3 separate regions of the Homo sapiens genome follow, and regions 2 and 3 are each linked to region 1. Evidence: read pairs that join two places in POLR2A ChIA-PET (ENCODE). Cell type or tissue: MCF 10A. All regions are shown on one strand. Each heading gives the region's core, and the rest is flanking DNA. Links, peaks and the distances in the headings are about the cores only. Region 1 overlaps SGMS1 (sphingomyelin synthase 1). Region 2 overlaps SGMS1 (sphingomyelin synthase 1). Region 3 overlaps SGMS1 (sphingomyelin synthase 1).

The links. ChIA-PET counts read pairs that join two places held together with the same protein. Peaks named below come from ENCODE experiments on the same cell type or tissue, not always from the same donor. Only the 100,000 strongest peaks of a DNase experiment are listed, where the experiment ranks them.
Region 2: POLR2A ChIA-PET joins it to region 1 with 50 read pairs; 7 of 35 experiments call an interaction of 5 or more read pairs at or near these places.
Region 3: POLR2A ChIA-PET joins it to region 1 with 27 read pairs; 7 of 35 experiments call an interaction of 5 or more read pairs at or near these places.

Annotation. Positions count from the first base shown.
Region 1 is chr10:50,323,936-50,331,296 of GRCh38, forward strand. SGMS1 (sphingomyelin synthase 1) reads right to left here. Exons shown (of 11, transcript NM_147156.4): 8 at 3,270-3,387. Among named protein-coding and RNA genes, the nearest start is that of ASAH2, 76 kb to the left of the region's middle. In MCF 10A, for the core only: no CTCF peak of the experiment used is centred there; DNase peaks (open chromatin) are centred at 1,656 and 3,096.
Region 2 is chr10:50,392,088-50,399,448 of GRCh38, forward strand. The region is part of intron 6 of SGMS1 (sphingomyelin synthase 1); the gene reads right to left. Among named protein-coding and RNA genes, the nearest start is that of ASAH2, 140 kb to the left of the region's middle. In MCF 10A, for the core only: no CTCF peak of the experiment used is centred there; DNase peaks (open chromatin) are centred at 1,304, 1,904, 2,944 and 3,374.
Region 3 is chr10:50,414,289-50,421,649 of GRCh38, forward strand. The region is part of intron 6 of SGMS1 (sphingomyelin synthase 1); the gene reads right to left. Among named protein-coding and RNA genes, the nearest start is that of ASAH2, 170 kb to the left of the region's middle. RefSeq lists a silencer at 3,873-4,152. In MCF 10A, for the core only: no CTCF peak of the experiment used is centred there; DNase peaks (open chromatin) are centred at 3,413 and 4,183.

The DNA of each region.
Region 1 (7,361 bases), core at 733-5,732:
TTCCACAAAGGTAGGAACTATATCTACCTTCCTCATGCCTCATACTCTAGCACCCAAAGCACAGTAGGTCCCTAATGTATGTTTGTTAAATCAGTTCTCACTGGATAAATAAGAGTCTAGGGGTTGAAGCATGATGACAATACTAAGTCCTCTTCTTACTTCTGTATAGTGCGTTACACCCACAGAGCCCCTAGAAACTGTCTCCTTCCACACCTATAACTCCTTAAGACAGATTTCAAAAAGCATCATTAGCTCTGCTTTGCCATTTAGGGAGGGAACTGAGGCTCTGAAAAGTTAAATGACTTGCCCAATGCTAGTAAGTGGTTGTGTAAGACTGTCTTAACCTTAACTTTAGTGTTCTTTTTACTATTAGGTAAGTTTGTATTTTTACAGGGGCAATTAAGTTCCCTCTCTGTACAATGGTTCAGAGAGAGATGGAAGATTCAGTGGCGATGATGTTCAGACATCAAATAGAACTTTGGCCTGAGTGACTTTTAATAAGGTTCCTCTCACTTCTGATTCCCTTAGCCCTAGGTATGATTCTAAAGTAGGCAAAGCTGTCCTCTGAGGCTTCTCTCCAGTGTCACCCTTTTCTGTCTTCAGATACTCGTTCTCAGTGGAGGATTCTAGCCCTTGCCTGACCACTGAATTTCTTAAGCTTGATCTGCCATCCAAGAGGCAGCACCAAGCCTTCGAAGCCTTTCCCAACTCTTGTGCCTAGCTTCAGAAGTCTTTCTATTCCACCTGGCAAATATTCTGTTAACAAGCTAAAATTGAATCTAATTAAGTCTGCAGAGCCAACTTTCTATTCAGAGGAAACATAGAGCGACACAAGTCACTTGACACCACAAAGAAACAAATGGATAAATCCAGAAAGTGGGATATTCTGTAGGACTATTAATCTAATGTCTACAGGCTACTGGTAGAGGGGTGAAAGGAAGAAAGGACTGCTTTAGAATTATAGACTTAAAAGACAGAACAAGTAAATGTAATATAAAGATTTTGGACCCTAATTTATACAAACCAACTGTAAAAAAAGGAAAAGCATTTTAAGACAATCAGGATATCGCATCAACTTGTAATTGCTGATATCACAGAATTACTATTAATTTTGTTGAACACCAATAGCATTATGGTTTTGTACTAAAATGTTCACAGTTTTTAGATGCGTACTAAAGTATGTGGAGGTGAAATGACGTTACCTGGGAGTTGTTTTAAATACTTCAAAAAGAAAAAAGAAAGGAAACAAATGTTGCAAATCTTGATAATTATTGAATCTGAGTGTTGGGTTTATGGGAGTTCCTTATAGCAGTTGGGATACATGTGAAAGTTTTCAGAATAAAAAAGTGTATTCTAAATCCTTTCTTCCAAGAGTCTTATTCTACAAAATTAGATTTTGTAGTAATTAGATTTAATGAGTTTTAACTAGTATTTTTTTCTAAGGTGTGCTAATATTTCACCTCCTACTGTTTAAGATTCTAGTTTCCAGAAGATCCTCATAGAATGAGGGCCCTAGTTGGGATTTCTGGCAACACAATAAATGAGCAACACGTTTGAGTTTGGCTTTTGTGAACAGTTCCTGCTGCTACTTCTGTGTTTACGAAGAAAACCCACAAGCTATTCTTAGGCAAAGAATTTTGGTTAGATATGTTGATGACTCAAGCTGACTATGTAAGAACCAATGGCTCACCAAGTATGGGCTTGCCAGCAACTGGCGGAGCTACAGTAGTCCTCAAGAAGAAACAAGTTTAGAACCAGAGTAGGGAGAAAGGCTACATGGTACGGCCCCTCAATACTGGATCCATCTTCAACATGTGCTTGGCCAGAACCTACATCTACCTACCCCTTGGTAGCAAAATTTCCCAATGCACAGACTTTTTTAAGGAGCTGAATTAAACTTAGGTGAATATCCTAAACTGTCAGTTTACTGCTGAGAACATGCTGCTTATCAAGCCAGGCTCCCAGCAAGAGTCCATATCCTTGGATTTTCAATGACAACAAGATATTCCCTATAACCCAGGAGCTACAGGTGAGTGCTTGAGAGCTTTTACAGACAATAAAAACGATGTGAAGCTGGCTTCTTTGGAAGGGCGAAAGAAACTGCAAGAAGGAGAGTGCAGGGAGGCAGGATGGCTGATAGAGAAGAGTGGAATGTTGAGAACATTGCTTTTGTATGACAGCTCTTCCAGAGGTAAGGAAGTAGTGTGTAGCAAAAAATAAAAAAAATTAAAAAAATTAAAAAATTAAAAAAAGCAAAAAGTTAAGTAAGAAATGAGCTATCTCTGTAGGCACATATGTAAGTTTAGCAAAGAAAAGAGCCACAGGAGACATACAAATTAAAGAGATCCAAAATTTCATATGATCAAATTAAAAATCCAGAGTGAATTTTTCAGCTCTCTTTCCAAAGATTCTATCAAAGAGAACATCTCTTCTGGAGGAACAAAAGTACAAAGCAATGAGACTGAAAGTGTTTGGCTGTTTCACCCACACAGGTATAATGCAAAGAAATGATCTCAAATACATCAGAGTATACTATATTTTCTCCCACCAAAAATCAAGGAGAGAAATTAGCCTCTTTTAAAAATTCATTAAAGAGCTTTAATGTACATAAATATTTTAACAATAAAATCTGCTAATTATTTCACAGAGTTCCAACGATCACCCTAGTTAAAAATTCTTCCAAGGTAAAGGTTAGGAGGTGAAGAGTGTCATTTGAATCTGATGGAAAGGTAGAGACAATAAGAGAGGAATAAAGTTTATTTTTAAAAAGACTTCTTTGTTACTAGAGAAAATCAATAAGGCAATATATTACCCCAGAGAACAGTGATCTTATTTGGCTTGGTTGAGGACTGCAAGGAAATAGGAATACTTTCTCTTCCTGGCTCTGCTGTAGGGATTAATAGAAAGAAGGAAAATGGAAAAAATGTCACTTGAAATCGAGCTCTCCCTCCGAGGGAGAGGAAGCATATAAAAGCTTCTGGATGCGTGTCAAAGAAATGAATGATATTTTAACAATTTGGCAGGAAACCAAAGAACTACACAAAGCTTAACTGCTTCCAACACACATTTCCCCAGTTGGGAGGCACTGGCAGGGCTTAGAGATTCTGGGAAGGGTGGGGCTGCCTGGCCATATCATTTAGTAACATTCTCAGATAGAGGAGTGACTCCACTGTATTCTGAAGAAACGTTTTCCTGCAACCTCACTCAAAGGACCCCAGGGCAAGACAAGAAACAAACAGAAAGCGAAATTACAGCGAGGAATAGTTTACCTTCGGAGAACAGTTGAAATGCATACCAGGTACTGGGAGTGTAGTTACATACATTGTAATACACCGATACAGGTACAGCGTGCCAACTATGCAGAAAAATCTTCTGCTAATAATAGACCTAGAAAAAGGGAAAAACAGGGCAGATTCTCAGTCAAGAAATTCTGTAGGTTCATTTACTGTAATTTTTCAATGACTCAATAAAAACAAACCCCAAAAACTACTTGAGAACTTGAAACCAGAATGTTGTAACTATGGCTAATACCAGATTAAGACAAAGATTTTGAGAATAACGTTGTGTGGTGCTTTTTAAAAAATATATTAACTGGCCAAAAGTGCTTAAACTGGTTTATATTGCTATTAATTAGGCTTCATGAGGCCTTAAACTTGAGTTGACGTTCAACTGTCGGACATACAAGTGGAGCCCACGCTGATTGGCCAGAACCCACTCAGTATCTGTGGTTAAACATTTAGTGAGTATTTTTGCTGTCATCAAAGGAAGATCTTCAGAAAATCAGAATGATATTAGAATGAGAATTTAAAACTTTTATGCCATTTAATGAGTCAAAGACATTAAACAATTTTAGTTGTACATCCCAGAAACTGATTCTCTGAGGCAACATGATGCCAAGAACGAACCTATGGAAAAACAGCATTCAATCTCATCCCATTCCTTGACTACCACTGCAGCTTGGGATGCACATTTACTTCTCTGAATCTCAACTTCCTAAGAAGTAAAATAGGGGTAACAACATTAGAAATGATGTCTGAAAAATTCCTACCATATAGTAGGTACAAATGGTAGGTATCAAATGTATAGATTAAGTAGATGAATAAAAATATAAGCAAAAATTAGAAATAGTTTTATTATTATTAGGTTCTAACAAAATTATTTGATATATACATGTAGGTTTGTATCTATCTATATACATACACATGTATATTGAGTTAGATAACGTCTCCTAATATAAAAATTCCATGTAAGTTTGTTCAACTTAACCTCATTAAAGTCTGGTGTATTTTTGAACAAGAACATTCTTTCCCTCTCTACCTCTCTCTTGTAGTACCACAGGCCAGAATCATGTGAGTAACCCTGTGGGTCTCCTCTTCCTTAACCTTGTGAGGAGTTCAGATTTTCCCAAACAAGGAAAATTTAGAAACAGTGGGCAGGTGTTCCTCTTAGGATCTTGGCCATTCAATCATTATAATCATACAGTGTAGCTCCAGTCTTATGCAGGATGGGCATACCTACTGAGGTGTACTAGCCAGAGGAAAATTTGTTTCATGTGTATTTTCTGTTTTAAAAAGAGAAACAAAGATATGTCACTTGTGTGATTAAAAATTAATTTTAAAAAACCATACAATTATACTAGCATTTTATCCACATCTGCACAGCCCATGTATGTTACTTAGGTTTTATGAGTAGAATTTGGGTGTTGGTCTCTTTACCTAGATTTAAGAAACTGGGTCAGAATTATTTACGATAGAAGCCATCTTTGCTTATTTTCTCTTAGTCAAGCTGCGTATGCCTCCTCCAGAGACATGAATTTATTCAGCATAAAGCTGTCTTGGCAATCTATATGCCTCTAATTTCAAGTAAAATACAAAGCACAATTAAATAATATAAAGAGGGACGATACTAGAGAAGAATACCAGCCTATAAATGTCTTTGCCAAGAACACCAAAAAAGAAATACCAAAGTAAATTCTACATTGTAAGACATAATGGTCATCTTTCTTTAAAAGAAAATGCCCTCCTTAGCCATCCTGCTAAAGTGAACAGAAATTATTTGCAATTTCACTTGAACTATACAAGAAACACCTAAGTCAGCACACTTTCAAGTCTAGATCTGCTGAACTCTTTAGAGGAAGAAAAATAAAATTATTGCTTTTGCTAAAGATTACTATCTTAAAATCACTTTGCCTGATTATTTTATGATGCACAAAAGGTACACATACTCACACACACACCACCCCAATAACTATTTCCATATTTCAAACTTGACTTACATGTAAGTACCAACAGAAGTGATTTCAGAATTATTTAAAAATCTAAGAATGAGGTATAAAAAGATGAGAAAAGACAAATACATAAAATTGTTTTAATTAAAATACTGAAGATTCAGTCACATTTACTATTTGACTTAAAGTGAAAGAGTCAAATGACTTTGAAAACTGAAATTTGACCATTTCCATGTGAAACTGTCAATGTTAACAATAAGGTGACAAGTTAGAAGTGGTTGTTTTTAAGAATTTTCTGCTCTTTGGCATTTAATATTTTTGAAATTAAGCTTAGAATGTCTTTGGCGTATAATGTTAAACAAGGATTTTCTACAACAAACTTTAACAGAGGATAAAAGTGTTTCAAGAAATTGTATGCACTTCTGGGCGTTCACTTCCTTAATCAAAGAATTTCATACACTTAGAATTCTTATTCACTTAAAGGTTTAAAAGTTCAAGATGTGCTTTACAAAAACTCACAAAAGAAATGTTAATGAGATATTGCTAGAAATTAAGCAGATGCCAACAAGAAGATGTACAGTACAATTTTCAAAATCACAACGGTGCTCCCCTCACATGGGATACACCTCTCCTTCCACATTCAAAAGAAGCCAGTTTCCCATCTGCACACACTTGGCAAGGACTATCATTTCAGAGTCTTGTGTTTGGTCGCGTTTATCTATTTTTCTCCCAAGTGTTAGAGCACTAGGCTCATTATTACTTTTTCTGAGAGAAAAGGAAAATGTATCTGTTCAATTTGATTATAAGGAAATATGAATAAAAGTGTTAACATTTTATAGATCATTATTAAGACTTACTAGAATAGCATGTTATGTCAAGTACATGCTAGTATTTTATTAAGCTTTTTTATATTCCTAATTTTTAAAAACATTGCTCAGAACTTGACTAAATACTACCAGCACTAGAGTGTTTTTGGCATTTGGTACAATGATCTAAAATTCTGAAGAAAGGTCAGGCATGGTGACTCACGCCTGTAATCCCAGCACTTTGGGAGGCTGAGGCAGGTGGATCACTTGAGCCCAGGAGTTCAAGATCAGCCTGGACAACATAGCGCAACCCTGTCTCTACTAAAAAACAAAACAAAACAAAACAAAACAAACAAACAAAAAAACATTAGCTGGACATGGTGGCATGCGCCTGTAGTTCCAGCTACTCTGGAGGCTGCAGTGGGAGGATCGCCGGAGCCTGGGAGTTAGAGGCTACAGTGAGTTATGACTGTGCCACTGCACTCCAGTCTGGGTGACAGAGTCAGACCTGTCCCTAAATAAATAAATAAATGAAAAGGGGTTAAAAAAAATTACTATAGTGGAAAGTAAAACTAAAATACTGGAAAAAGTTTGTTTTCCCATGAGTTGTCTCTTTCAACTAATCCACAGTAGGAAGACATACACAGCTCTTTCAGTGCCCAGACCTGGCCTCCTAGCTCTTTCTGGAAGCTATTAGCTTTTAGAGATAAATAGGACTTGACAATGGTGCAGTGGAACTAAGCAACAATTCAAAACTAAGAGGCAATACACAAGGGAGAGCACATGTAACTAACACAGAATTGGGAGACTCAAATCTCTGGAGCAGTTATGGAAGAGTAATGATTCAGGTCTCTGATTAGTGATTCCAGCTGTAAAACATGAACGGACAGACAATACATCACTGAGCTGTATCTTTACATAGATGCTAGTTTTACCTTTAACAAAGGCTCACCTGGTGCCTTTGACCATCTCAATTAATTTCCTTAGAAATTAGCTTCCTCAACAGCAAAAGGAAGAAAAAGACATCACTTTCTTATGAATCAGAGAAATGGGTGACAAAAAAACTGGAAAGGCCATGAAATAGCACTAAGAATGGGCATCAGAATAGTCATATTTTTCTTAATATATAAGGTTGAAAAATGAAATAATTTTGTTTAGAGCCAACGACCACACTACTAAAAAACAAAGTTTCTATTGAGGTATTTCCCCAGGCATGGTATTACCAACAGCAATTGTTTTGCCAAAGTTCTCTTATATACCAAGCTCTGTGTCATTTACTTCTTAAGACCACCTGGCAATGCATGGATATGATCCTTATTTTACAGATG
Region 2 (7,361 bases), core at 856-5,855, 68 kb after region 1:
TTATTACCTGGTTGATGAAATGGTCTGTACGCCAAATCCCCATGACACGCAATTTACCTATATAACAAACCTGCACATGTACTCTGAACCTAAAGTAAAAGTTAAAAAAAAAAAAACTGAAATGTTGCACAAATAAATTATTACTGTACTCAAAAGATGGCAAACTTATAAATGATTAATTTGTAATGTCAAAAGTTTTCTGTCTATGTAATTAGAAAAACAAAATAGAATCTAGCTATATCCATTTAGAGAGTCTTAATCAAAGCCATGGTTTCTTTATGGGTTTAAAAAATAATAAACATCATCATGACTTAGATTTGAGTCCATTTCTTCTAAACATAGTATACAAGTGCACAGTCTTTCACCTAACTGTACAAGGTCGCGAGGTAGCAGTGATACCTCTGGGTTCTACTGGTGACTAGGTTCTACTGAGACGTGAACTGCATACCAGCAGAGCTGTCTTCCTCAGGATCCATGAAGACCAGCCCAGCAAGCGCCATGCAAAGGACAACACTACCAGAAAGTGTACCTTCATAACATCACCAGGGCACAGTCCAAGTGTTATTTCAGAAACAAGAGAAAGAAAAGTCAACAGACAAAAGGTAAATAATTGAAAAACGAACATGACAACAAAGTATGGGAGTGAAATGGTATGATGTCTGGGATTTGTCTTAAAATACTGCCCCTCTTTCCCCAGAACTAAGTAGGGGAAAGGGAGAGAGAGAACAAGAATCCAGAAAGTTGATTGTTAATGCTGGGAGATACGGATATGGAGTTCATTCTACTATTCACTTTACATTCTGTGTTTTTTTAAACTGCCATAATAAATTATCTTTAACTTGAAATTTAATCTGGTATGAACCCAATTTGGTTAAAAAATAATACAAACATAAAGCATCCAGAAAGTTTTTTTTTTTTAATGAACCAAAAAATTTATGTTGGGTGGTGGGATGAAATTAAAGAATAAGTCAACTGACTTCACAAAACTGCTGAGCAGAGGAGCCACTATTTACAGCAAGCAGCTCTTCCCACCAAGTCTCACACATACACCAACATTTACTGGGGCCACCATCTTATTAATAATCTACCCATGCATACAGCATTCCTTGAACAAAGTGGGACCTAACCCTGAAAGGGCACCCAAATATTACCCACGTTACACTCTCTATGGGAGGGCTTTATCCACTAGCCCTTTCCTCAAAGAAAGAAAAATACGTCCAATTTCTCAGACTAAAGAAACCAGGTCAAGTCAACAGGAGAAGAGAAAGGAAAGGCAAAAAGATCCAACCCTGACGCACAAGAATGACTCACATTAGACCGATGATAAAAACCAAAGAAGCACAAATCACTGCCTGTCACTTAACGGGAAGATACCTGCTAAAGCTTTACTCTGTATTTTCTCAACCTCTCCTTATTTCCTTACTAGATCCAAAGGCATACAAGACAAGCAGGAAATATATAAGGAACTCCATTATGGCAGATAAGGAGGCACGTCAGGCAATGACACACCATTCCTAGTAACTCCATTTCATAAAGGCACTGATCTGTCACCCACTGATCCCCAGGGCTGATTAAAGGCAATGAGTTCTGAGACCAATTACTAGAGGTATCTACAGAGACTGTGGACCATTTCTGAAACCTGTCCCACAAAAAGACAAAAGATTTTCTTGGCAAAATATTTCTATATTATTAATAGTAAAAACAACCAAGATTCAGGTGATAGCAGCTTTGGCTGATCAGGACAACTTAAAAGATTTTGCAGATGAGCTGGCAAAGGTCCAAGCCCCAACCAAGGGGATTCTTCGATCGTGCAAGTCCTAGGGACACTGTGCTCAGTTTATCTTCCTAGGACAAGGTACTCATTACCCAAATGTTCAGACTCCTGACCTTTGCCAAGTGAGTCATATATCCTATCTCTATATAGATACCACAAAAGGAGTGGAAAAAACTGCCATACAAGCCAATTCCCTAGGCTGAAGGCAGAAATTACTTAAATCCCATTCTGACATCTTTCTGCTTTGAGTTTTAAGAGAAGTTTTCTTTAAAACAACTAGTCTGTTCCTATCTTACAGATAATGTGACTCTTGTGATGTTTTCCTTTGGCCACCAGGAATCCCTGAGCCAAATGTTACAGGCCAAATCTAGCAACTGGATTGAACTTAAAGATTCAGTGATGATATCTGAAGAGTCTTAGCGTTTGTGTCGTGTTTCCTAAAACAAAGACTCCATCATAAGCCATGTGAATTCCTACTTCAGGACGGACAAGAGTCAGAAGTGGTAATACAGGGAATGGCATAAGTGATTTTCCCTTGACACTACAGATGCGTTCTGAACCATATTTTATGACACCTGACAAAGCAGAATTTGTCAAGCCTTGTTTAAGAGTCCCAGTTGGAGCACCCAGTTGGAAACCCCATTTGCCATTCAATTACCCATAACTGTCAATAGTGTTGATTTTACAATGTGTGGTTTTGAAATAGATCTGCACAAATTCTGGTGCCAGGCACCAAGAAATGGAAATCAAAATAAATCTGAGGTTATATGAAATAAATATGCAATAGCAAAAACAAGTTTTTTAAATAACTGCCTTTGCCTTTTGTTTTAATTCATCTAACTTAATTTCAGGGGCAGAAAAACAAGTCAAGTTTACAATGACTTTCAGGCTGTTAGACCCTAATACTCTAAGTTGTTTTTTTCCAGGATTTTGCTTTTCATTCAACAACAAATTGTTTAGCAACTAATAACTGGTCTGAATTCTTTCTGCCTATCTAAAAAGTAAAAATATGGAAGTTGATGACTATGATTAAGCTTTTTAAAGTAATGAACCAGATTAACAAATCACTATACCATCACGAACTAATCATCATATACAGAATAATTTCATAATCTGCCCACTCCTTTTTGCTTTTACATAACAGGAAGAGCTTGGCAGGAGATCTCTGGCAATACTTTGCGTGAGCTCACATCTAACAAGCTTGTCCCTTTAACAAGAGCAACATCAAGCCCCTGAGGGTGATAAATCAATTTCCTGCCCTCTCTGATCATACTGATTTTGTGTGTGTGTGATTAGACACCTCCCCAAGAAAAAAAACACCTTCATGGTCGCTGTTATGATTAGTATATTGAATGTTTACAATTCTAGGTGCAACTCATAGTAAAAATCAAATCACACGAGTTGTTGGGATCCCTGTAATAAATAGCTCCTTCAAGCTATTAAGGAGCAGGTGTAGCATTTGACTACAGTTAAAGTGCTCTTAAACAATTCTACTTGACTCTCACACTGGATTAGTTACCCCTCACTCAGACATACTGATGCATGTGGATGATTAAGCAACTGCCCGCTGTCATTAGTATTAGCCAACCTAAGCTTGGCAACTCTGCTCCCATTAGTCAATATGCAATGCTTACCAAGACTCACTGTATTTGTCTCCAAACCTGCTTGTTTCCATTATTACATAATTTAAATAAATATTGAGTAATCAATGAAACTGGAGTCTGGAAAGAAAGTGAGCTGTTATTTCCACAAAACTAAATTGAATGCTTTAGAAAGACTTGATAAAGGTAAACAGTCTTACCAAAAGATTGCTGCAAAATTAGAGGTGGTTGAGACAACTTTAATATTCTTACGAGGAAAATGTAACTTAAAATGTGGAAGGATTCAGTATTGGGCTGCTTTGAAGTTTTGATGTTCCGGCATCACTTTAAAGAAATAAAGACTGGACATCGATGAAGGATTATGGGTGGGGCTTGTGCAGGAAAGACAAGAAATGGCACAAATCAGAGGACCCATATTCAAAAGAAAATTCCTTGACACTACATAAAACATTGAGAAATCCTAAACATTTCTGTTTCTAAAGTTAATAAAATGTTTATGGTGGGTATGTATACTGCTGAAAAAGTTATTTCCACCCTTAACCGATTCATCATTCATCTGAGGATCCCAATTCTACTGAAAGAGGAACTAAACCAAGGTCTGGACCCTCCAGTGCATTTCCTCCCTTTCCATGATGAAAAACGTTAACAAAACCAGAAGGGGAAAAGTTAGCCTTTGGTGAAATCTTGCCCTCCTTTTAGTGGCTGTCTCCTCAGGAGTCTTTGCTTCTCTGAGCCCTCAGGGTGGGGCTCCCAGTCCCACCCCTCTAGAGGTCCAAGCTTAAAGACTACCTCTTCTCCTCTCTTTACTTCCCACGTGCAGCCCCCATTATCTTAAGTCCAGGTATTCTCAGCTAGGAGTTGAGCAAAGCAAGGCAAAAGTCAACCCACACAGTAAGGTACATTTCTCTTCCCTAGGATGTTTTGCATTTCAGAAGGTCTATGTTCCACAACTGTAAATGCCTCCAGTTCAAGAGTATACAAAAGAGAAGTGAAAAAATTCAGGACCGTGGAAGGGGGGATATTTTGGAACTAGAGAGAGGAAGGAACATGTTAATCTTAAGACGAATTAGTTACAAATAGAAAGAATTAGACTAACTCCATCTGTTTTTGTTTGTTTGTTTGAGGAAGTGTTGACCTTTCCAAGCCAGTTTCCCTGTCTATAAAAATATGGATACCATCACCTGACTCACAGGATTAAATGAGATAATGAGCTGCAGAGTACCTAGTAGAGTCTAGGCACACAGCAGGTGCTCACCAATCATGGCTGCTTTTAGCAGTCTGTCTTCTCACATCCATCCCCACCCCACCCACAAGTGGCATTATTTTTCACATCTTCCTTCCCCCAATTTCTATACCCAAAGATTCTTTTAAAAGTAGCTAGGTCCCCTCCCCTCAATGCATCCCAACAGCGGCAGCCTCCAGTGTTCTGTTAAAAAGAAAGCTGTGTGGTGAACCGGCGGTGTTACTTGAAGATAAGCACTCCACCCTTCTGCACACTCTCAGGAGCTCAAGTACGGGACACTCAAAATGTGAATATCCGTTGGTTGATTTGTACTATCAAATTTACTCAAAATTAATGTGCAGTAAGATCAAAAGCAAAAAAAAAATGCTTCTTCTCTTTGCATGAGTACTCCCAACCCATTCTCTTCAAATGAATCATCATCTAAGATCTCTGATGTAGTTGCTAGATTTAGAGAACTTGTACATTCTTTGCAAATGGCAGATAACTGCCCTTGAGGAGATGGTTAGCAGCACTCTTAGACAGAGGACTCACTCAGTGTAGGGCACTCTGCAGGACCAGGTAGGATAGATACGTGGTCTCTGTGGGTGTCTAAGTTGTCACTCCCCAGTTCAAGGATCTAGAACCTCAAATCATACACATGCACAATAAAGCAAGATGAAGATGTTAAAGAGGACAGAAGAAACCAAGTATGGTTAGCTGGTCTTAGAAAGGAGACAGGCATGACACCAAAGCAGAGGAGAAGGCGTGCAAGGCAGATAAAGTCAGTTTGCTTTAGCAACATCCTGGCTACACACACAACTGATCACAGCTCACTCTCTCGCCGAGAGAGAAAATGCCTATGTTTAAAAGTTCTGAAGAACAAAGTGTCTGGGTTTATTTAGATGTCCACATCTCTTTGCCTCTGTGCATCTGAGTTATCTCTTCTGGATAAGCATCAGTTGCTATATATTGCTTTGGTTTTTCCTTTAGAAGACAAACACAAGTTGAGGAAGCTGCCTTTCCCGTTTGCCAATGATGATAAAATGCAACAGCTGTTACTTAAGCAACCATTTAGGTTTCAGAGGTATTGAAGATAAATCTGTTATTTCTTCTAAAGAAAAGCTTTTTCCTCTTGAGGTGTTAATTACTGATTTTAAATAAGTCACTAAAATCAAGTAAGTTATGTGACCTACGAAGGGCTGATGGTGACAGAATCTGCCTGAAATAGGTAGAGTGGCACCTAAGAACTCTGCCTCTAAGCCATTTCGCCGCTCTTCAGCATGTGACTTGGGAATGCCTTCTACTTATAGATACATTTCAAAAGGCTACACACAGAAAGTTTTCCGTCCCTGACTTTGTACTCTGGTGTGCTAAGATTTTAGTATATAGTTAATATCATTCTGCAAATTTTTTCTCTCAGTAATAAAGTGAGGCAGACAAGTTTGGTGGTTATTTTTCCACTCTCTCGGAGCTTCTTAAAAAGTAGAGGTCTTCAGAAAACAGTAATTATTCACGTGCAATGACAAAAAATAAATAAGCACACCATATAAAAACAATCAGGCTCTAAACAGATGTATAAATGCAGGGAGTAGACATCTAAAATACTTTCAGGAACTATCAGATGACTTCAAAATATGATCATATCATCAGATTTTGAAATATTAAATAATGAAATGAAATTATCCTAACCTTTAAAAAATATTAGCTTTTAATCCAAACTGGTTTATAAAGGCAATAAAATAATATTTTAAAAATTATTTTAATAGTACAGAGTTACTTAATCCAAAAGAATTGCAGAACGTTTGTAAGCAATTTGAAGCTAACAATACCGGTGTTGTAAGTTGGGATGTGATGTCATAAGTGAGAACTTTTCAGTGTTACTTCTCATGGGGGGAGGTTCTGGTAAGTTTTTGCTATATTTTGGTAGCAAGTCTTCTGAGAAATCAATGCATATTCAGTTCTCAATCAAACCAAGCCAAGAATAACAATTACTATCAAGCCACCACATGAAGAAATTAACCAAACAAGCTTAACAGTTCTCTTGTAATATGGCAAGTATTACCAAAGAAGCCTTATAAACAGAGAAGCAGTTTGTCTCTATGGAATGGAAAAAATATATATATTATTATTATTATTCAAGACAGTACCCTAATATAATAGACAGTTCTAGCTAGGAGTTGTATATAGGCCAAATTATTCAAAAGAGTAAGAAAAGAAATACTACTTATGGATATCAAATTCTTAAAAGTGACAGGTTATATGAAATGTCCAGGACCGGAAACACTTTAGAGACAGAAAGTAGATTAGTAGTTGCCTAGGGCTCGGTGTGGAAGTAGAGATTAAATGTAAAAAGATAAGAGAGGAATCTTATCTTTTAAGAACCGATGGAAATGTTCTAAAACTGGTTTATGGTGCTGGTTGTAGAACTCAGTAAATTTACTGAAAATCACTGAATTATATAGAAAATATACCGCAGTAAGTTGGTTTTTTAAATGACAAGGTGATCATTTGGACTTAGCATTTTAATTGGGACTGGGAGGTAACTAAGGAAGGATGTGCTCAAATTCCAAGTTTTGAGAATATTCATCCCTGTACCTTCTAATAATCTGAATTTCAAAACAGGAGATTATAGTACTTTCATACAATAAAAGGTATGCAACTATTGAAAATAATATAGAATATGCAACTATTGAAAATAATATAGAAAAAATATGACAACAATGTAAATGTCCATCAATGAAAGTGGTGCACTGAAATTATAGTA
Region 3 (7,361 bases), core at 1,128-6,127, 91 kb after region 1:
AGCTACTCAGCAGGCTGAGGTGGGAAGACTGCTTGAGGTTGCAGTGAGTCGAGATCATGATGCTGCACTCCAGCCTGGGCAACAGAGCAAGACTCTGCCTGAAAAAACAACAACTAACCTATTTACCACATTCTGGATATGTGTTTAAACACAAACCCAGAAATGTGCATAATATTGCCTGAAGTAGTAGTAGTGACAGTAGTTAACAGCAGCAACAACAGAAGACTAGGATCTAATATATACAATTTACTATCCGATTCTGCTTTAAGCACTTTACATGGATTATATAATTTAATCCTTCAACATCTTCAACAGCCCTCTAAGGTAGGTATTATTACTATTATTTGTATTTTATGAATGAAGAAATAGAGGCATAAAGAACTCAAATAACTTGCCCAGAGTCTGGCTTTGGAGTCTCTATTCGTAACCACTATCTACAGTGCTTCAAAGAACGACGCAATTATCATCTCCTTGGTTCCAAATACCCTATCTCTTGTACTGTGTGAAGTTTTTCCCACCAGCTGTACCATATGCCTTTCTCAAGCGACACTATCGACACCTTGCTCAAGTCTGACATTACGCCACTGATCATCCCTCTTTGGGTAAAAGACCTAAACTCATTCATCTATACCGCTATCCAATCCATATTTTTCCATCTTGAGTAAAGAACACACGTAGCACGTTATTAAATGCTCTGATGCCGGCGCCTGTAGTCCCAGCTATTCAGGAGGCTGAGGCAGGAGAATGGCGTCAACCCGGGAGGCGGAGCTTGCAGTGAGCTGAGATCGCGCCACTGCACTCCAGCCTGGGTGACAGAGCGAGACTCCGTCTCAAAACATAACAAAACGAAATGTTCTGATGAAGCAGACATTGCATATCTATGGCAATGCCCTGATATACTTGTCCAGTAACATTATTAAAAAACAAATGAGGTTAATTGGACATGAATAATTCTTAGCAAACATACGCTACATACTGATCATCACTTTTATTTTTGTAAGTGATTCTGACCAATCTTTTAAAAAATGTGATCTACAATTCTGCTAGACACCAACGTAAGTTATGAATCTAAAGTTTTCGAATTTACCATTTCCCCATTTTTGAAAATGGACTCTGTGGCATGCTTCCCCCTCTCCATGACTTTTCCAAGATTACTCCCAAGTGGTTTTATCATCACACTGGCATGTTCTTTCAACATGCTCAAGAATTCAGGTCACTTAAAGCAGTTAGGATTTAGAGTGGCTTAAGGAAGTGGGTAGGTGTTCTGTGTCAACTAGATGGTGCAGGTGATGATGTGGGGCTGTCAGCAATGCCTAGTCCTGGAATATTTCATGGTATTTCATGGTCTTCGATGAAGGTGGCATTATTCTCTTGTATGATGATATGCCCACAGATGGACTCTCTCAGAAATGGATGCTCTGATCAGACACGCTGAGACTTTCTCACCTCCACATAACTAGTTTTAGCTCTCACAGAGTGTGCCTTTCATGAACTCACCATTCTTAAAACAGGTTCAACGCTAATCTAGGTGCTAACGTAAATTTAAAAATATTTCACTTAGCATATAAAATACTGCAGGTATGCACTCACAAACAGGGGATTCAACTAGAGAAAGCCTGAATAGCACTTGTGACACGCAAGAGGAAAATGCACACCCTGAATTAAAAGGTCTTCAGAAAAAAAGCAGAAGAAAGTTACCGGAGTTCAGCAACACTAAGGCGGCCATGTGCATTAACGAGCTCATTAAGAGTAGGGCTTTCTCAGTTAATATTTGAAAGCCGTAGCCTTCTAGAGTAAATGCATAATTCCTTGAACTTTGATAATTTGGCGCTGGGACAATGAGGCACTTTTAAATCACTTAAAAATCTGCTTTGAACCAAGAACCTCCTCTGGATCATTTTAAACAGAAAAATCAACACCATTTTAGGAGCAATTGGAGCCACATAGGAAAAATAACCAACCTTAAATGCTAACTTCCAACATAAACTAAATTAACTAGCTGTGAAATTTGGAGCAGGTAATATAACCTTACTGAGCCTGTTCTTCAACTATAAAACAGGGTCAAAAATACCTCCACCTCTTAGGACTATTGTGAAAACTAAATGAAGTAATGTATACAAAGCATCTCAGTGCCTGATAAAGGAGATCCTTAAATATTCAGCTTTTATACAACTATTAGGTGAAACTAATAAAATTCCAAATTTAATTATCTCTTTGGATTTGAGGCATCTTAGAGATATAATAAAATATTATCCCATTCTCACCACCTGAGGGGGCTTTTTCAACTGTCTCAGTGACTTGAGAACCGTGGGCTTAGGCCATTTCTCCCAAGTTTACATGCTATTTCTCAAAGAGGATTCTACACTGTTACCTTTTACACAGAGCCATTTGATCAGTTCAACTCGGAGCAAAAGGGCTTAACAATTAACCTATGAGCTTGAAAACAGTGTTACTAGGAGCTCATAGGGTAACTTAAAGTTTCTAACAAATTATTTTAATTATTCCATTTAGAAGTGGTTTCTTTCTAGGGAAGTTTCCTTTATAGAACTAAAAAAAAAAAAAAAAAAAAAGCCAGCTGCGAAGAATTTTCTTTCTCTCGCTAAAAAAAGCCAGCTGCAAAGAATTTTCTTCCTCTCTCCATGACAGTCTATCTTTTAACCTCATCACAGTCTCTATCTTCATAAATGCATGTGTAATGATGCTATTCGTGACTTGCTCATTCATATTCATAACTTCATAATTCAGTTTACAAGTCTTCCCACCATCCTTTATGTTACTGGGACGTCTTTAACCTGTCTTTCCTGTACGCAGTCAGTGTTTCTGATCATGATAACTTCCCTGTTGCATTGTGTATATCCTCAGTCGTCACAGGATTCCACTTTCCCTGTCCCCTACTTCCCCAAACTCTTGCAAGAAAATAAGTTACTTGGCATCATACAACTGCACTAATTTCTTATGTAGAAAAGCGGGTTTTTTAAGTGGCTCACTGGACTTATTTCTACATAAATTTAAAAGCGGTAACTCAATTGGATAAAAATGTTATGATAAATATTTGTAGCATTCAGGGTAACAGAATTTAGGTCTCCAGATTTCCTATTTTGGTATAACTACACAAAACAAACACAAAAATAAAATAAAATAAAATAAAATAAAATAAAATAAATGTCATGCATTCTTCTCCATGTATTTATTGACAAATTCCACAAGAGCGATTACCTGGCCACACTAAATAGAAAGCACAGTTATGGAGTAAACACACTCAGTCCAAAACACAGGGGCACGTGCATCCTTGTGGCACTTAGTACCAAGCTCATTCACAAGCCAGCTTCCAACCAACCAAAGGAGTTGCCAAAAGGGCTGTTTCGTACAGGGACTGGAGTTTGAGAAAGTGAGTACTTCCCCAAAACTTAATAACCAATCTGTAGACACAATCCCGTTCTCTCAAAAACTGCCATTAGGAAGACTTGATAACCCCAAACAGAAACCACCCCCTACCCTTGGTTCTCATGCCACGGCAGTTAGCATCACGCAATATAAAGAGCATTTGTTGACTGATCCTACCCATATCCTGACCCACTGCTTCAGCAACTGCACTGAACCTTCTCAGGTGTAAATAGCTAGTGCCTATTTGATCATTAAAGCAGGATGCAGGAAAAATAAAGATTTCCCTTTACTTCGCCGTAGTAGAATTGGCACTGATTGCGGTATTTTAATCGGTTCACACCGTCTGTTAGTGTATTCTAATGAACCACAGCATCTCCGGAGCAACACTTACGGTCTCTCGTCCCCGGAGGCAGTGTCTCCTGGAAAGTTCCTGGGGCACCAAGTTTGCGCGCGGCTCCTCGCGCTCAGGGTGCGCGCAGCCAGCCCTGGCGCGGGCGGAAAGGCGAGCGCGCTGAGCGGCGCGCAGACCCCGGGCGCGGCTCTTGCTGGGCGCCCGCGCCTTGATCGGTCCCGGCGGTCCCGTTCCCCTGCTTGCCGGGCCCTGGTGCTAGGACAGCGGCGCTGCGGAGCCCGGCGTCTGGAGCTGGCGGGCGGCCGGATGCGCCGATCCTCTCCCGGGGGGTCAACTGCGAGCTAGACGCCCAGCCGGACCTCAGAGGCTCCAAGAGCGGGGTTGGCGGGTGTGGCCCGGCAGCAGAGGGTTTTTGGAATGCAGGGTGTGGCCCTCTACCACGGCAAAAAAGAAATGAGTCAGCCCGTTCAGTCCTAACCAATAAGCATGTTCAGTGTCGGTTAAGGCGGAACTTTCCTTTCTTGATTTATACCAAGCTTAGAAGCCTTTCACAGCCTTTTCTTTACGCCTTTGACAACTTCGACACAACTTCTAGAAAAGGGTAGGTTGCCTTTGAAAACGCTTGGGAAACAAGGATTAATCTTACGAAAGATACTTCAGTGGATGTACATTAGTTTCGATTAGTAAAAGTTTTTGAGTTAGGCAGAGATACTGGGTGCAAAGAGGTGGGACCTGGTATCAAAGCAGATTTGGATCAGACCTCTGACACTGTGTGGCCTTGAGTAAGTTAATTATCATCAATGAGGGGGCTAAAATGCCCACCTAACAGTTTACAGATTACAACAGTCCCCCCATATGCAGTTTCTCTTTCTGCTGTGTCCGTTACCCCGCCCCTTCAGTTGCAGTCTGAAAATATTAAATGGAAAATTCTAGAAATAAGCAATGCATAAATTTTAAATTTCATGTCATTCTGAGATTGTTAAAATTGTTATATTTTATTATTAGTTACTGTTAATCTCTTACTGTGCCTAATTTATAAGTTAAACTTCACCATAGGTATGTATAGGAAAAATCATAGTATATATAGGGTTCAGGACCATCGAGATTTCAGGCATCCACTGGGGGCTTTGGAACATACATACCATCTGAAGATAAGGGGGGAACTACTGATTATGTAACAATGCATGCAAAGCATTTACCACAGTGCTGGACAAAGAGTAGGCACTCAAAAAATGCTGTCTTGTCCCTCTGAGTCCTGAATCCGAATCTCCAAAATTGTAAACAAACTGGCTCGTAATTTTCAAAAATTCTTTCCTATGTTAAATATCTAAAGAATTTTAGAGCTGAAATAGTTCTCTGGTATTCCCTGGTCTGAGTCCCTCATTTAAGTGGTGAGAAACTTAAGAAGCTTTAGGTTCAGGATTCTTGAATTTGGTATTCTTACTATACAATAGAAAGTTTATTGGTAGCAAATAGGCTTAAAATTGGAATGATTTCATTTAGGTCACAGGTGAACCTACTTTTAAAAAAGTAAGAGTGATTTGTGGAAATATTCCATCTGAGTCACTGTGCCCTAAACATTATTTTGTAATAAAAATACTTAAAAGAAACTTTATTTGGGAATTGGCAAATTACAGGGGGCTGCAGAAGTGCTAATTCCTGAGGTCCCATTAAGAAATGAGTTGATTGCTATTGCCAAAAGAGAATTTCTAGATGGGAAGAAAAAAATGTTAAGTTACAAATTAAACGTTCTTTGCTTTGGAGATCTCCTGAGCAAAGATCTCTTTGGAGATCTTTCTCATACATGTTTAGAGTCATTCCACAGGCCAAGGTTTCTTGAAAATACTCATTAGCCAAAGATAAGATCTAAAGTGAGATCAGCAAAATGCTGTTCTTTTCTCCAAAGCAGCACGGGAGAGTGGAAAGAACACTGCACAAAAAGCCAAGAGCTCCCTTCCTAGTCTCAGCTCTGCCAGTAAGTGACAGGGTGAACTGACTGCTTCATCTCTCTCTGAGGATCTCTAAGAGTGTTTCCAGTTGGAAACCAAACTATGGTCAAAAGAGCAGAAGCAAGATCGGCCTATAGCCTCACATTTATCCTTAGCAACAGGTACTTAAGTTGGGCCTGTCTCCTAGATGATGAAGCTGTCAAATCTCTCTTGACTCTCATATTCCTCATAAAGGTAATGTTACTCTCCTAGACACTTCAAGTTAAATTCTGGAATCATCTGAGCTCCCTCTTTTCTCTCTTAATGGTTCACTACCAATAGGCGTAACATGAAGGCTTCTTTCATATCTGGACCATTTTTTCCATTCCTGGTTCAGGCATTCGTCCCCTCTGCCTGAGTCACTGAGGTTGAGTGTCTTCTAGCCGCTGTTCCAGCAGGCGGGCCCCTCCCTCTATGCCTCTCAACACATCATCATCATCATCACATGACAAATGTCAAAGTCGAGCATGCCATCATGTCATAAACCTTTTCCTCTCAGTCAATTAAATAATTTTATAGTAGAGATCAAAAGGAACACAATTTGCTTTACGGGCAGCTTTCCTCAAACATTCATGTAAATTAATGTGTATTTTTAAGAGCACTGATATTTTATATTTATGTAATTGTTACAATGAGCTATACTGGCTGAACTGATAATATGTTGGCTATTATATCAAGGACAGCAGCTCTTTTACATGAGAAGACTACATAAAGCTTAAGTGTATATGAACAACTCCATAAACTTAACACTGCAGTCTAAAAAATACAATTGTGTTTGTGTGTGTGTGGACACAGAGAGATACTTTGAGATCTATGATGGAGAAAGGGAAAGGCAGCACAGACAGGAAAGAGAGATGATCTAGTTTGTTAGTATTGTTTAGGATCCAGCCAAGCTTAACATTCAGAGTAGGTGTTCTCTCCAGGAAGAAGGAAGGCTTCATAAATATGTTTGGCTGCAATCATAACTCAAAGCACTTGAAAGATGTTTCCAATAATCCTTATGCTTCAGAAATAAGAACAACACAATGACCAATGTGGTTAGAACATTCCCACAAGAGAACAGGATAACTGGTTCTAGGATGCCTTTGTTGTCTAAAATTAAAATTTAAAGTACACGGATTCTCAACATATAGTTATCAAAAAAAAGTGACGGTGAAACTACGGGTCCAGTGCCATGACATTTATAGGCACTCAAAGCCTTGCCTCTACCTCTGCAACCCCGATCTTAAAAACCCTCTGCCAAATAACCCGCTGGTCCACTCCTTGTTCCCCTAAAGCTGAGGGCACATTACTACCACCATACCTAGGGATAGTGAGTGCTTACCATTTTATGTTGCCTTGACATCCACTTTAAATATAGGTTTAACTTTCTCAGAATCAGGGCTCAGTCACCCTTGACAGTTTCAAATTCCATTCCCCACCTGAATGGCTCCCACTGGTGGCAGGAAATAAAACTGAAGAGACCCAAGTCCTGCCTAGCAGGCTGGGCTCCTCACTTTCCCACCACTTCCTTAAACAGACCGTTCAGACATTTGCTTGCAAATTTAAACTGACCACCTCTCAGTCACAACAGGACCTCCTGGAACTAGCACCTGCTTGCTTTAAACCTACCAATTAAAGCTCCCCTTAGGAAACAT